Linked DNA regions of Homo sapiens: region 2 is linked to region 1. A link is a loop called in an ENCODE intact Hi-C map of the cell type or tissue named here. Cell type or tissue: endothelial cell of umbilical vein. All regions are shown on one strand. Links, peaks and the distances in the headings refer to the core of each region. The heading gives the core; the rest is flanking DNA. Region 1 overlaps ADGRA3 (adhesion G protein-coupled receptor A3). Region 2 overlaps KCNIP4 (potassium voltage-gated channel interacting protein 4).

Region 1 (8,340 bases), core at 305-8,304:
GGAATCCAAAAAGAAAAACAGAATTAAGATTTGTTTTAAATTTTGGATTGCTGTTGTATGCCTCACTTACCTTGATGATTTAGTTTAATTCCTGCATCAGATGTTTTCAGTTAATGTTTTTACTTCCTAATTTTGTATGTTCTCAACCAACTTCAGTTTGGGCATTCTGAACTCAATACTTGAAACATGTAAGTCTGTTCTAACATTGTTGCTTCTCTATAATGAGACCTATGTATAGATTCCAATCAGCAACTAAACCTAAGTTGCCATCTGTATATATTACTAATATAAATATATTGAACATACATATAGTTACATTGTTACATTTATCCAAAATATCCTGAGATTTAAAAATCAGTTGCCACCTATTAATGACCTGAAATATTAATATACATGTACGTTAGTATATAAATCTAGTCACAAAAATAGTCATACACAAATCTAATTTCTAACTGTTACCTAAAAAGCAGGTTAGTATATAACATTATATATGTAATCTGTAGATATAATGTTTACATTAAGAAAACAACTTTTGGCTGGGCTCAATGGCTCGTATCTATAATCTCAACAGTTTGGGAAGCAAGGGTTGGAGGATCACTTGAGGCCAGGAGTTTGAGACCAGTCAGGGCAACACAGTGAGACCCATCTCTACAAAAATAAAAAGAAAAACAGCCGGGCTACTGGCTTGTTCTTGTAGTTCCAGCTACTCAGGAGGCTGAGGTGGGAGGATGGCTTGACCCCAAGAGCTCGAGGTTACAGTGAACTATGATCCCCACTGCACTTCAGCCTGGGCAACAGAGTGAGACCTCAACTCTAAAAACAAAACAAAACAAAACAAAACAACTGTCATGAAATAAAAGAATCATAACTGTTTCCTTAAGCAGAATATAACCAACTATACCTTATTATGAAACTAAAACTCAAAACAACTAAGATAAGAATAAAGTCTGATACAATTTTATAGATAATAAACACCGTAAAAGCAATGAAATGTGTTGCCAAGCACGGCGGCCTCAGCATTGGCAAACATGGTTCTAGCCGTGGGCATGGTATAACCTGCCAGCATGTCCAGCAAGCCAGAAATTCTTTGGATCTTAGTTGTCAAATTTTTTAAATTAGGAAAATGATCATGCTGATCTCTAAGAAAACTGAAACATCTGTTAGCAGTTTACAATTCTATGAAAAATAGAGAATCTCAGCTATAAATCATAAACGACAAAGGTGGGAGGAATACAATATATTACTCACTTCCTATATACAAATATCAAAACTCTAATTGAAATACTAAGGATGAGTAAGTGATCGCTCATCACTCTCCACGCTATGAGTAACAAAATCCCCTTGAACATTTTTAGCAGAATCTCCATCTTCTTCCAAGTGTTTGATTTCTTTTCCAGTCCTTCCCCACCGCCAGCACCTGTTCTGTTACCTAAAATAAGGCATGTTTAAATGAATAAATGCTTGCTGAATGGGCAACATCTTCCAGGAAGGAAAATTCCTCACTTCCTATGCAGAGGCAGGAAAAAGAAGAACAAGAAAGTTATCTCCCTAGGTACAGCTGACCAGCAGGTCAAACAGGTTAAACACCGAGCAAACAAAAAAATAGTGATAAATAAGAATTATTCACTCCATTTCTTATTAGCTTATCTTTGTCATTTCCAAACACCATCTTGTACATAATATATCAATTTACCAGGAGACCATAAACCAGGAAATATAGCCAAATCTATCCACTGGCTGCTTTATTTCCCCCACCATAAAATAACATCTCTAAAACTCAAACCTAAAAGGCTTAAGTAGAACTATCGGTTTTATTATTGTCAAGCAAAATAACATTTCTAATGCAGTAACCCAGTGAAAAGTGAACATTTACACTAGAATGGGTAATCTCAGGATGGCTCAGAGAATTGTTCTCTGTACATAAGCAGTTAATCTCTCAGAATTTGAAGTTTATTAAGCTAAACGGCTTGATTCTTTTTTGCATTTCTCGAATATGTACTTTTGAATCCAATCTGATTCAAACCTTTAGACTTCCGCTGAAAAGAGATCAAAGTTGTGTCAATTTTGCAGACATTGTCTTGCATACGAGAGAACTGAGAACCACAGTGAGACTCAGGACAGGAGATGGGTTAGACTGCAGTGTAGCAAAGACCAGTGAGCGAGAACTTTTGCAGTAGAGCTGTTTTTAGAATTCCGGAATGGGATTTAATCAGTACTTCAGCATGAATCTAAGGAACTTTATCTGTTTAAGTACAAAATAAAAGTCAACATAAGAGCCAATATTGAAGAATGTGAACCTTAAGTGGTAGCTCTTCATTTGCATTCAAGAATAACTTTCGTGCAGCAATCACCCCCACCTGGCCACACCAAAAAGAGTAAGAAACTTAAGACCGAATATAAAGCAATGAAAAGGCCACGACCATGTTGAAAATAGTATTAATAGGATCCAAGGAATAACGCAAAAGTAAGGCAACGTAGGAAGTTTTTTAGGCATTTCCATTTTCAAAAAACATCCTGAGAGATCCTTTTAAAACCTGGTAATATTTAAAACTAGACTTATAAAATACAGCAACCCAAAAATCACTTTGATTTATGTGCCAAAATCAATACACTTAACCATGCAATATATATATATAACTGACTTATGTGTAACTCTAATTAAAATACCCCAAACCACTAATTTCATTAAAATAGAACTAAATGCTTATATTGTAAAATATAAAAATAACAGATCGACACAATAACAAACACCTATTTATTATATTAAATACAAGCCTGAAATATTAAGTACAAATTACAGATTCCAAGAAATTACATTTCACATCCCAAAATGTCCTGTTGGTGCTTTGACAACTAAAACAATGTTTTAGAAAGATTTTGTTTCAGATCCTAAAAAATAGCAACAATTTGGGGATAAAAATAAGTAAAATCCAAAACTTCAAAGTTTATTCCAAATTCTTTTGAATCCCTATGGTGGCTGTAAACAGTTTTTAAATGCTCATAGCTTCAAGGAATGTGAGTATCACAGTTTATATGAATTTCTGCCTAGGAAGCCCAGCAATGTTACACAGTAGTTTCGTGTTTCCATAATCCAGTCCTAACATTGCCAGTGCTATCGGTACCGAGCAAGGGTCCCTCCTGCCCATTGCTTTTAATTGGTCCATTCTGAATGGCCAAGTTGAGGCCATAAGATTTTTGCTGATTTTCAAGTTCAACCACAGCTGGCTTCCTTAACGCATCTTTTTTACTAGTGGTTGAAACTGGCTTTTCAAAATTTCTGCTACTTTTGGGAAGTGTGCTACAAGCATCGCTGCTGTCTTGCTGGGGTGGGTTGTACTGTCTCTCTCTGTAGGCTAAATAAGCTCTTCGGCTCCTCGAGTGTCCTTCGTTATTGCCCAGCCGGCTTTTAGGTAAGCCGTTCTGCACGCTTCCTTCCACGCTCGTTGGGACATCGTAGGCATATTCTCTCAGGACTGTGAGTCGGCTTGCCCGGTGTCCTTTACTTCTGTTTTTATGGTGGCGGCTTGAGTGCACATTTGTTCGAAACTGAACTTCTAAAGGCGCCACGTGCATTTTAATATCATTGTCCATTGAATGTTCTGTCAGACTATTATCAAGCTGAGGGGTGGAGTTCAAAGGTAAAGAATTGGCATGGCACTGAGCTGCAGCCGCCTGCAAGTTTGTTAATTTGCAGCCCTGGGAGGAATTTTTGAAGCTTGAAGCACTTTTGTTTGTGCATGAAGACTCCGCACTGCTATTGGGGCATTTGGGTGCCTCTCCATTCGTCCCATTAGAGTTGGGGGGCTGGACGTTGACTTGCACTGAATACGAGCTCCGTCCTGGGCAGCAAGTCATGATCCACGCAAGTCTAACATCCTCCCTATTAACACAATGGTGGACCACGAAGAACGCACTGAAGCTTAAACTTGTGGCTCCAAAAACGAAGCTAAAAACCAAGTCCAAAGGGTAATACAAAGAAACAGCCAAAGCCCCAAACATCCACAGTGCAACATATAAGAGCAAAGTAAGGCTGGCCCCCAAGAGCTGAGAATGAAAAGTGTGCTCATTTTCCAAGGCTGATGTAGAAATCAGAGACAAAGACATTGAATCCTGATGATTTATTTCGCCATTTTCATTGGCTGCCAATCTCTGTTGCTCCTCCGTGGGCTCCTTAAGCTCATATTTGCGCTCAGGGTGTCTTTTCAACTGAATAAATATGCTCAGAAAGTACATGCAGTTTACAAAAGTGATGAAGCTGGCTGGCCCATAGAAGGCTCCCAAGGAGGGTTCCCATGCCATCCAGCAACTGGAAAAGAAAATGGTAAACCAGATCGATGCTACATGTTTCAACAAATTATCTACGAAATTGCAATCACCTGTAATGCCTAGAAAATACTTAAAAGAGAAACAACTGGGTCAAGTACACAGAGAATATAAAATACTCACTAGGGTGCGTTTGGCCGACTGCCGTAATTCTTAATGTTCGCTGCTGCAGTTATGCCGCAAACAATGATGGGGATACCACCACCAATCAGGTAAAATCTAGAAGGAGGAATCACAGGAAAAACCACTCATCATTCCATTTCTTAACATGTATCTCTCATAATGTCTCAGTACTTCAAAAGTCATTCCCTGAAGATTAATTATTATCTTTATTCCAATAATAAGCTGAGAGTTAAGTTGGGAGGCTGATTTATTAGCAGTAATGTGTTTTTATTTTGTTTTTTAGATTTCTTGTTTTAAAGCACAAGGTCTAGTAAGTTTCTGAGTAGAGGAAAGCTGATCGGCTTCTGCCACCTTGTGGACAGGCAAAGTAACACTCTGAGCCTGCTGGTAGGATTTCAGCTTACTTACTCTTACTTTTTTTTTTTTTTGTAGCAGGAACTGGCTTCTTTTAGATTCAGCCGGTGAACTGAAAAGTGCCTTAGTTCACACAAGAAATGTAATGACATATTAATTACTGACTAATGTTCAGCTCAACCTGCATGTCCCAGGACTGCCCACTGCTGTGTATCTCATCGCCAGTCCACTGAGATTAAGGTAAGGAAGGTATCTGGATCCCAGCAGCTTCACAGAGTGCAGAGGCCCTACCTGACCCCTTTTCCAAAGAGAGGTGGGGACAGCAAGGGAAATGATGGTGCAATAAAAACTGATTGAAACAGAGCAGTGACTGGTCCTACAAAGAAAAACTCTGTGCTCATCTCTGAGCTCCTTGATCTCTCTGAAAATAAATTTCCATTCTGGGTAAGTCAGAATCTTAATTTTGCGTTTGCTCCTTCCTGAGACATGGCCCCAAATCTTGCACTGGGTGGATAAAGGCAATATCTCTGATACATTTGTCCATATATTGTTTCTTCCTTGTACCTAGTTACTAAAATCCTTTAACATGATGTTAGTACTGCTGAAAACTAATTACCCTATAAAACTATAATTCTGCCTTCTATTCCACAGATTAGAGAGATGCCAATAATACGTGACCTTCCCCTTCTTCCTGCTGTACTAATTCACATCTGCTTCTTACCTGAAAAGAAAGTATTATTTCCAAAATTAATCTTGGGTCCTATCACCCTCTCTGTCTTCTTTCAACGCCCCCTACCCCCGTTCTTGTTATCAAATAACCCTATTTTGCATCTTTAAAATCTTCTCTATTGCTTATTTCTAGCATGCTTCTCTACTGCTTATATATATATATATATAAAATACATATTATATATATATAATACGTATTATATATATATAATACGTATTATATATATATATAAAATACGTATTATATATATATAATACGTATTATATATATATATAAAATACGTATTATATATATATTCAAGTTTCCCCATCTTCTAAAACTTTCCTTGAACTACCACTTCTTTTCTCTCTTCCTTCTGCCAACGCTGGTACCACCACTTTCTCGCCTTTATCACCTTATTGTCAGCTGTACCCACTCACCACCATGATGCTAAAAATGTCCTCTCTGGGGTCAGAAGAATCTCACTGGCAAATCTCGTGTCCCACCCTCCAGGTAGGCAGCAGTGTTGCTCAGGCTTCCATAAGCTCAAGGATATGGGGGAAGCAGGGCTAGAGGGCGGAGCTTGAGCTGTCTAATGCAAAGAGGATACTTGTGTGTCATTTGGGGACTGCAGAGAGTTTGAAGCACCAGCTGCCTTTTCCTTAACTCTTTATCTTTCTTCTCAGAACCTTATAGGAATGAACAGCTGCTTAAGGTTAAGATTCCCAAGTTTCTAAGCCAAACACCATCATCTCTCATTTCTCTTAATAGAAGTGAGGGAGGTGTCAAATCTCATCCTACAACATAACTCTGGGGCCACGGAGCACCCCTGCTGCTCCTTGTCAAACACAGAACCACTCTCCCACAAATCATCCATGTTCTCGGGTGTTCTCTTTCTGCAGCCAAAAATCCAGTGACTTTTTCCACGGCCCATCTATTAAACATTAATAAGGTCCAAGTATCGTTCTTTTCTTAACTAACTTCTCCCTGGGAGTTCCTATTCATTATCATGGCTTCAGTGACCACATAAGGAAATGTCTCCTGCTCCTCCTAGACAATCTCTAGCTTGTCCTCTCTGCTGAGCCCTGGACTTCTAAAAAATGTAAACATTCCACAAGAAAGTACTGAGGAGCCTGCCACCCCATTTCCCCTCTCCATGTCTCCCCCGCCCACCTGCCATTTCTGCTTTTCCTATCTTATTTCTCAGTTGATGGAAACACCCTCCGTCAAGGCACGCTAGCTAGCTAGAATAGACAACTTGCAGCCATCTTCAAATTTCTCTCCCTCACACAACTCTCTTAAATCCAGCTGGACATCAATCCTAGAGAAACTGCCTCAAGCCTCTCAAACTTGTGTCCTCTTCTGTGTTCTCCCTGACACTGTTCTGGTCTTCATGGGGGCTGCCCTAATAACCTCAGCAGAATTCCTTGTTCTTAGGAATTCTGATTTATACTCCATACTAGAGCCATAGCTATCCTTCTAAAATGACACCATGTCAGGCCACTCCCTTAGTTAAAAATCTTCAGTGGCTGCCCACATTTTAAATAGGACACACAAAGGCCTCAAAGCCAACTTTCATCCTGAATTCCTGCTACTTGACACCAAACATCTGAGGCTCCAGCCAAACTGCATTCCTCAAGGTTTCCTCAGCTCACTCTTCACTTCTACACTTTGTCATGATCACAGTAAAGTTCACGCCAGTGGTCCAGCATTTCCTAACAACCCCCCGCCCCCAAAATTAATGGCTTCTTTCTTTACATTTTCAAAGAACCTATCTCCACTATGCTTCTCACACAGCGCAGTCAGTGCTCATGCCTTTCTCCTCCTGCAGACTATAAACTCCCAAAGGGCAAGGGAGTCTTCTGTAAATCCCTGGCCCAGGGCCAGTGACATATCAGGCATTCAACAAGCTTGGTCATCACTGATAGATTTTATTCATCCAGCATGATAATCCATTTACCACTTTTCATATTATAATGGATAGGAAAAACACACAAGTCTTCTTGTCCTTTGCATAGAATAATTAAACTGATACATACTTGAGTATGACATAAGACCTCAAGGAAATAAAAACAGCTGACAGTTTCATAGAGCCGATTATATGGCCAATCCCCTCTTAAGTGCTTTGCCCATTTACTCATTTATTCCTCACAACTCGAGGATGGGAGAATCAGCCCCACTTTTGAGATGATCTTGGAAGGCTCAGAGAGGGTACAGAAGTTGTCTGAGGACTCGCAGCGGGAAGGATGCCTGAGCCATTTTCAAAACCAGGCAGTCCTGCATACAAGTCCGTTCTTTTACTTCCCAAAATTCACTCAGCAATTTTGTTATAATTTATGATTATGCTTCAATGAAAGCAAACAAAACAATTAATACAACAAAGATATGAGATACCTGAGCATTGGTCTTGGTGGAGGTGGTGGTTCATCAGGATCCTGGCATCTTTTAGCTTTTTTAGTGACTTGTTTGTAGATATTTCGAGCTGTCACTCCTACCCATAGTACTGTGGCAAGGGTGGAATAGTGAAGAATTATCCCAACCTACAAGGAAGATCAAAGAATAAATAAAAGAAAAAAAATGTTCCTACTAAGGCTTACCTCAAAATTGGTAAGTAACTCAGAAGTCTGATTTGAAAGCAGCAGGAAGGCCTATCCTAATAATCAACTCTGTTGCCTGCTAAGGCAACACTGTGTTCTAATAGACATGTGACAGGGAATCACAATCCTCAAATACACAAACCAACAATTGGCTCTAGGAAGCCCACAAACTACCATTTATACCAAAGACGACCCTTAATACAGGACAGAACTGGCTCCCAGACATTAAACCAA
Region 2 (8,340 bases), core at 171-8,170, 880 kb before region 1:
TGTTCTTTGTAAATATAACTCAGATTTTGCTCAGATTAGCTACGTATCTAATTAAATATTCATCTTCCCACTGTTGGTTGAAGCTAGGAGTAAGTCAGACATACTCTGCTTCTTAAGATATAATAATTTGCCAAGAAATACTGAGGGAAGCATTTGCTGCTTTTGCAAGGAACAGATAGGTCTGGTACCATTCTTCTCTACTTCTTCCTGCCTTGAACATGCTGTCTGCTGCCCTGAGGCAATTAGCAAGGGGATGAAAACTATGAACAGCAAAAGAGAGAGATCTGGGCCTCTAATGCATTGTTGTGAGCTGATCAACTCTAGGATACCACCTTCCTTCAAACTTGGTATATAAAAACACATTAACTCACTATTTTATGCTGCTGTTAGTTGAGCGCTGTTACTTATAGCTAAATTTATTCCTAACATGGACACCTTCTTGCTTCTGCTCCCTAACCCTCACTTTCCTTCTCACCATTCAATAGGAGTCTGTATGCCCTCCCCTCGGAGCTGATTTCATAGGGTTTTTCCCCTCATAGGTCACTATTCATGGAGTTGAGCTAGCAAAGCTCATCCCAGCTAATAAATATATTTAATATTATTGTTATATCATAATTCTGACTCATAAGTAAATTCAAAGGTGAGATTTCTATGAAAACTGGGAAGGAATAGAAATAGATAGTGATGCTAACCAGCATGTAAGGGGCCCTTTACATTTTACAGAGGCCTTTTGCAAACACTCTTTCATTTGACCCCACAGCAGCTTTGCACAATAGGTATGATTAATAGTCAGTCCTCTTTTACAGGTATGAAAATTGAACCTTAGAAAGATTAAGTTACTCCTCACTGTCATACATCCATTATAATATAAACCTCCTGCTGGAGACTTGGTATGACAATACCATAATTTATACCATTTCTACTTAATTCCTTTGCTTGTTGGGATGATAACAAAGATTAACATTTATCAAAGAGATACCAGTGCTGTAGGCATTTGCTGGAACAAGAGTGTTATATGTGTTATTGCATTTAATCCTCACAATCCTATAGCCTGATACCATTAATATACCCATTATAGATGAGGAAAGTGAGCCATTATCCAAAAACAATCCACCCTCCTCAGCCACTCCTCAGGCTGTTCCTGACTTAATGCCTACATAGCATATCCCTATCTTTAGCTCCTAAGATGTTGGACTTTTGTTTTTGAGTGAAAACCAAGCTTCTAAACTAGACTCACCTGATCTTCTGGCCTGTGTTTGTACAATTATTTATTTCCATTGCTGTTAGACTGTAAATATCCCCTGTCTTTAAGAACGGCAACAATCTGGCCAGGAGCAGTGGCTCATGCCTGTAATCCTAGCAGTTTGGGAGGCTGAGGCGGGTGGATCACTTGAGGTCAGGAGTTCGAGACCAGCCTGGCCAACATGGTGAAACCCTGTCTCTATGAAAAATACAAAAATTAGCTGGGTGTGGTGGCGCCTGCCTGTAATCCCAGCTACTCGGAAAGCAGCAAGCCGAGATCGCACCATTGCACTCCCACTTGGGGCACAAGAGCAAAACTCCATCTCCAAAAAAAAAAAAAAAAAAAAAAGGCAGCAATCTGTCTCATATCATGTAAAATTGCAGCATTAAACTATTTGATTTTATTTTCCTATTGAAATGATGTTAATGAATTTTGGCTCTGAAAGCCTGTACTTCAAAAAAAACTCATTGGATTCCTGACTTTTAAATTAGCTTACAGTTTTCTTTCAACTCCAAGAAGAAGGTTTAATTTAAAATGTACTTAATAAGAAAGTATGCACTTCAAAGATAAGCAAATACAGTTTTCATGTGGTTTAAAACAAGGACTTTATTGATCAATACAAAGGTTGGGGTGGGGGAAGAAAAGTCAATACATAAAACAAGATACTTGTACTTATTCTACTGATACTATTGACATCGTATTACTCTTGAACAAAAAAAATCAGGCAGATTTAGACAGTGGGTGTTTTTTTTTACTTGGATATAAATATGTAAATGATTCCTTTTTGTTCTGATAACACAATGGAATAATGTGGGTTCTAGTTTTATCCAAATTCTGCCATTTACTGGTTGCTAGTTACTAGACCATTAACAAGTTGATGATACTCTCTAAGCCTCAGTTTCCTCATCTCTAAAATAAAGCTAATATGTTGACCCCTCATTTTTATTTGGAACTTTAAGTAAACTAATAGATTTAAATTGTTTGGCCAGGCATGGTGGCTCATGCCTGTAACCCAGCACTTTGGGAGGCTGAGGTGGGCAGATCACCTGAGGTCAGGAGTTTGAAACCAGCCCGGCCAACATGATGAAACCCCATCTCTGCTAAAAATACAAAATAAAAATTAAAAAAATAAAAATAAAAAGTTAGCTGGGCATGGTGGTGGGCGCATGTAGTCCCAGCTACTAGGGAGGCTGAGGCATGAGAATTGCTTGAACTCGGGAGGCAGAGGTTGTAGCGAGCTGAGATTGTTCCACTGCACTCCAGCCTGGGCGACAGAGAAAGACCCTATCTCAAAAATAAAATAAAATAATAATAATAAATCGTTTGCCACATGCCTGTATATAGTATGCATTCAGCAAGTATAATTCATACTCTTCTCTCCTTAAATCTCCCAAACTAACTTGATTATTTTAACCATGCTTCTCAGGTTTGTTAGCTTTTGAAATAAAGGTATTTCTAGAAACCTGATACTAGGAAACAGTGTATTAAAGAAATAATAAATAAAAGTCATTTTTAGGATATAGCTATCACTTTTGTGACCTAAATAAATAGTATAGGCTTCATATTATAATGACATTTTGTATGCTCTTTAAAGCAATTTTATTTATTTTCATTTTCTTTTTAAGCCCTGGTGAATGTCCTCATTCTTGGGTTTTACTTTCTAGAAATGCTTGAAAATAGATAAATAACAATATTGCATTATGTAGATGACAAAAGACACGTACATGAAAAAGTGTATATTTCCAAAGAAAATTGGAAAGATCTCCATCTTTCTATATAAAACTTTGAAATGACATTGATTAAATTATAGAGAAAGGCTTTGTTTGGTAATTTTCTTAATCCCTAGAAATTCCAATCATCTTCAACTGAAGATGGCAATAACGCTCCTTGTAAGTAGGACAACGGGAGCTCATGACATCCACAGTTGTTGGAGAATGAGATTTCTGACTTTCAGAAAATCATGTGTCTGAATTTACTGCAAATAATTTAAACTGTGGCTTTCAAAGCTGCCCCTTAGAGTCCCGTGATAACTTGTGCATAAGTCTCTCAAGCCTGCTTTACATTCTATTTTCTTTTTATATATACCTTTCTTTATCACTACAAAGTGTCCCTATTGAGATTCAGAGACAAGACTTAATTTGATTTTGTGTTAATAATACCATCCAGCATAATGGCTGACACAGGCTGATAGACAGTCGATACAATTTTAATAGAGTAAAAGAGAAAGAAAAAAAGGAAAGATGGAAGGAAGTAAGGAGTAGGGAAAGAGGGAGGAAGAGAAGGAAGGAGGGAAGGAAAAAGAATGAAGGAAGGAAGGAAGGAAAGAAGGAAGGAAGGAGGGAGGGAGGGAGGAAAAGAGTGAGGAAAAAAGGAAGGAAAGGAAAGAAGAAAGGAAGCAAGGGAGGGAGGGAGGGAGGGAGGAAGGAAGGAACGAACGAAGGAACGAACGAAGGAAGGAAGGAAGGAAGGAAGTCTCCTTTGTATCAGAATTGAAAGCTCATATTTATTTCAGTCTGCCTTTCTTAAAGTGACCACATTTTGAACTGAGTTCATTACCCAAGCAGTCATTAAAGCAATCCTATTGAAATACTATTACTCCTTTAATTTGTAATGACTTCACCTAACATCATCTTTTGTCTGAAAGGTTTTTATTTGCAGATGGCATTCAGACAAAAGGTTAGTCATTTTTTAATCAAATTTGAAGCACAGTAAATGACAATTGCTCCTTGGTAAAAGATGACAAAAAAAAAATCTAAGAAACTTATGTTTTATTTTGTACTTCTCCACAGTGTGGCAGCAGAGACTTAAGAAGTGGAAAAAGTCATTCAGAGTCTGGTTCAGGGAGACTCAGGCCACAGAGATATTCTCAACACATATACATGAGAATCAAATGGCAATAGGTTCATCTGTGCTCACAAGTCCTGAACAGAAGAAAATATTGCTTAACAAGCATCTTATGTTTGCTGTAAGATATGCATTGGCTTAGCTGAAGTTCCCGCAGCATTTAATAGGTAAAATCTATTGGAAATGTTAATATTTCTTTTGGACTGAATAAAGGTCTACATAATTGGCTGATTTATATGATATTAATCTACTGAAAGAATGTCCAGTTAATTGCAGCAAACCTTTATTAAACAATGAACACAATCTCGCTTTATGGCAGTTCTGTTAAATAAAAATAGCAGCAATCCCATATGGGTGTCACAAGGATTAGATGAGATAACACACTAGGAAGTGCATGTGGCTTGTGTGGAGTAAGCGGAAGATAAATGCTGTTACATTGTTACCATTTTCTCCACTGCTACCATTGCCATTCCACCTCCACTCACCTGATACCACTATGTTCCAGGCAGAGAAACACTAGTCATTTGTGGAGAAACAAAAATGACTAACAGGACAGCCCTGCTGTGGAAGAGTTCCTTCTCCAGTAACAGAGATGAAGGTGTAATTAAATAACCATGTCATTGTATGATATGAGAACAAATCCATCTACCTCCACATGTGGCTTGGGATTTGCCTTTACCTTTACTATTCCAGAAGACTCTCGTTCAGGCAAATAACTTAACAGCTCATTACGTTAAAGAAACTTCCTGAAAAATCCATCAGCTCTTCATGAGAAAGCATCAACAGACAACAAACTCATCTTTATCAACAGCTTGTGTTGGTGATATGTGAGAAGCTGGCATTGGACAGATAAGTACCAGAAGGTAGCATAATACACTATGCATCCTTTATCACTGGCATGAAGAAATCAGAAAAACATGGGTTTGAATCCTAGATCTGCCTCTTACTATCTGCAGGATTGTGTTCAATGTATTAAATAATCATCAGCATATTTTTGTATTCACCAATAGTATTTTCCCCAGTGGTTTGCTGTGAGAGTGGAATAGTGTAACATAGGCAGAACCTTCAGCCTTCACGTGGCATGTGCTAAATGCTCAATACATTTTTTCTCATCTTCCTCTTAATCATTCTCTATTAACTGCTCTTTCAACGTTGCTACTTTATTGTTTTTAGTTAGCTGTCATTTAGATAACCACAAGAGGAATGAAAAGAATCCAAATCCTTGGATGAACAACGGTACAAAACATATTTAGTCCACTCTGTTGGGTCTATGGATCTGTACGACCTGAAGGTAGGAGAAGGATTTAGGAGAGCTTGGTTTACTAATAAGCCTAAAATAGCACCTCCTACACAAGAAAACAGGTTAAAATTATGATCAAACACTAGTCAGGTTTCCTTTCACAAAATAGGTGTAGGTCCTTTCAACAAAAGAGCTTTGTAAATTACAGCAGATGACAAAGACCTTGAGAAAAGTGAAGGTATTAGCCTTGTGTTGTCACTCTTTCTAACGTGAGGCTGTCAGACCTTCTAAAAAACCAGAAAAATGTTAACTGTAAGATGGTCCCTGACCCTTTGGAGACAATGCGGTTTCCCTGATGTAACCTTACAAATGAACCATTTGGGTAATTTGCATGAGCTGATATTGTTTCTAAGTGGTATTTATGCTTTCAAAAATGACAGTAACATGATGTCTTTAGTAACATTTCCCAAGGAGTGAACATGTTCAGTTCAGCAGAGAAAAGCATAGTGTCACTAACTCCAGGCAATCAGATTGCTACAAGCCTAATGTTTTTCAACACAGCACACAGAGGAAAAGGACAGATATTTTAGAAAAGACATCATTGTATTATTGATATCCACACAATAAAATATAACTGCTTCAAGTAAAGTGTATGTTTCCACAGAGAACTCAGAGCCAACAAAAACAGCCCTAATGGGAAAAATAGTAACTAAATAATTATGGCTCTTCTTTCCTCAAAAGAATTAAAATTGCATTTATGGATAAGCAAACCCAATCAACACAGGGTCGTTGGAGGGTTACAGAAGAAACAAGATAAAAATAAAAACGGAAAAATTCAAAGTAAAAGGAGGGATAGAAATAGGAAGCAACTGTTAAATTAAAACAAAAAAAAGTGAAAGAAAGACTCTCTCTCAATTAGATATTCTCAGATATTTGCCCTCACCTCTCACAAAGAGAGTAGTGGAAAATATAGGCTCTCCACTCCTTCCCAAGGAAAGCATCACTATCTAAGCCTGATGTATTCATCTTCTGGGGGAGATGTGTGCCTGCAAGAAGACATTTCATTATTTACCAATTAATTAATTAACTCATTCATACTTTCTTACTTCTATCCTAAACATGACCTATGAAGTCCATTTGATTTAGCCACTACCTATTTCCCAGTATTACCTAACATAATATGTTCTTACATTCTAGCTATCCTAAATTTCTTTCAGTGGCTTCACCATCTCCCTCCTTTTCTCTAGAAATGATTTCTTCCTTCTTTACCAAGCTGGTTTCCACTTATCCTTTAGGTTGGTGCTTAACCATCGCTTCCCTAGAGATTTCCATATGCCCCTCAACTAGGCTGGAGCTCAGTGATGGGGGCTCCTGATCTGGAAAAACTCTCCACTTCTGTACTGCCATACTCATTGCATTTATAAGTTTCTTTCTCAATGGGTGCTATAGTTTGAATGTGCAAAGATCATGTGTTGGAAACTTAATTCCCAGTGCATTTGTGTTAAGAAGTAGGAACTTTAGGCTGAGTGAGGTGGCTCATGCCTGTAATCCCAGCACTTTGGGAGGCAGAGACGGGTGGATCACGAGGTCAGGAAATCGAGACCATCCTGGTTAACACGGCGAAACCCCGTCTCTACTAAAAATACAAAAAAATTAGCTATGCGTCGTTGCAGGCGCCTGTAGTCCCAGCTACTCAGGAGGCTGAGGCAGGAGAATGGCGTGAATCCTGGAGGCGGAGCTTGCAGTGAGCCGAGATTGTGTCACTGCACTCCAGCCTGTGACAGAGCGAGACTCCGTCTAAAAAAAAGAAAAGAAGTAGGAACTTGAGTAATTAGATCATAAAGGCTTCAGTCTCATAAATAGATTAATGTCATCATCACAGGACTGGTTCATTATCCCAAAAGTGGGTTCCTTAGAAAAGGAGGAGTTTGGTCCTTCTTGCCTTCTCTCTCTCTTTTGCCATCTGCTCTTCCACCATGGGATGACACTACAAGAAGGCCCTTGCTTGATGTTCATCCTTCAGCCTTGGACTTCCAGACTTCCAGAAGCATGAGACAAATAAATTTCTGTTCCTTATACATTACCCAGTCTGTGGTATTCTATTATAGTAGCACAAAATTGGCTAAGAGAATGAGGTCTGTCTCTTGTGTTCACCAGCGTGTTATCATCTTCTTGCAGACCAGCTGCAAAGAGTAGTAGCTCAATTGATTATTGTTCAATGACAGAATAAACAAATCAAGAAACTGGTTGATGAATGAAAAACATCTAGCAAGGAAACTTATGTTGAGCTCTAACCTTGAGCAAAGTGCTATGAGAAGCAAGGGTGTAGGTAAGGGAGGAATCATAGTGTCTTCCTAAATATCTTCAGAAAAAGTTGTCATTTCCCCCTTTGTTGTCCCACGAATAATACTTGTATCTCATGTATAATATACATAAGTTCTCTTCATATAGCCCAAAGTTGAGTCAATGTACAAAGTAATCCAGCTCTATTGAGTCATCTAAAATCTAGGTCAGAAACTGTCACATGTGCATATCAAAGGGCAGAATAAGTCCTACCACAACAATCACCCTTTTCCTTTCACCCACTGAAAACTAATGAAAGGACCTGGGGAGAAGTACAGGAGAGACAAGATTGGTGGATGTTCTTTTTCTCTCTCAAACTCCCCAAACTAAATTGGTTGTTGACATCTGTCAGAGTCACTAATCAATATTTAGGGTACTTATAAAAAGGAAAGGCTTGCATCAGTTTCTTCTCCTGTAGACAGCTGAGCTGAAGAATACTCAGGTCTCCCTCAGCACGAGTCAGAAAATCTGTGCAGAACCCTGTGGAGTTGTGTCTGGGAAGAGTTTTCGAACATGAAGTTATGCCTGGGAAGAGGAAGTTTAGGAACATGAAGTTGTATCTGAGAAGATTTTAGCAACACATGAAGTTTAGGAACATGGAGTTGTGTCTGAAACGGTTTAGGAATGTGAAGTTGTGCCTAGGAAAAGGAAGTTTAGGAACACGAAATTC

Evidence for each region. Peaks named below come from ENCODE experiments on the same cell type or tissue, not always from the same donor. Only the 100,000 strongest peaks of a DNase experiment are listed, where the experiment ranks them.
Region 2: it touches region 1 in a loop (16-fold over the local background); 5 of 110 quality-filtered maps call a loop at or near these places.

What each region holds. Positions count from the first base shown.
Region 1 is chr4:22,384,642-22,392,981 of GRCh38, forward strand. It overlaps ADGRA3 (adhesion G protein-coupled receptor A3), which reads right to left. Exons shown (of 19, transcript NM_145290.4): 17 at 7,904-8,049; 18 at 4,447-4,542; 19 at 2,735-4,306. The coding sequence ends at 3,064. Among named protein-coding and RNA genes, the nearest start is that of MIR12115, 130 kb to the right of the region's middle. RefSeq lists an enhancer at 652-1,851. In endothelial cell of umbilical vein, for the core only: a CTCF peak has its summit at 4,818 (motif pointing left); DNase peaks (open chromatin) are centred at 1,290 and 4,780; H3K27ac peaks cover 670 bases.
Region 2 is chr4:21,508,510-21,516,849 of GRCh38, forward strand. All of the region lies in intron 1 of KCNIP4 (potassium voltage-gated channel interacting protein 4), which reads right to left. Among named protein-coding and RNA genes, the nearest start is that of MIR7978, 48 kb to the left of the region's middle. In endothelial cell of umbilical vein, for the core only: a CTCF peak has its summit at 4,064; a DNase peak (open chromatin) is centred at 4,052; H3K27me3 peaks cover 2,838 bases.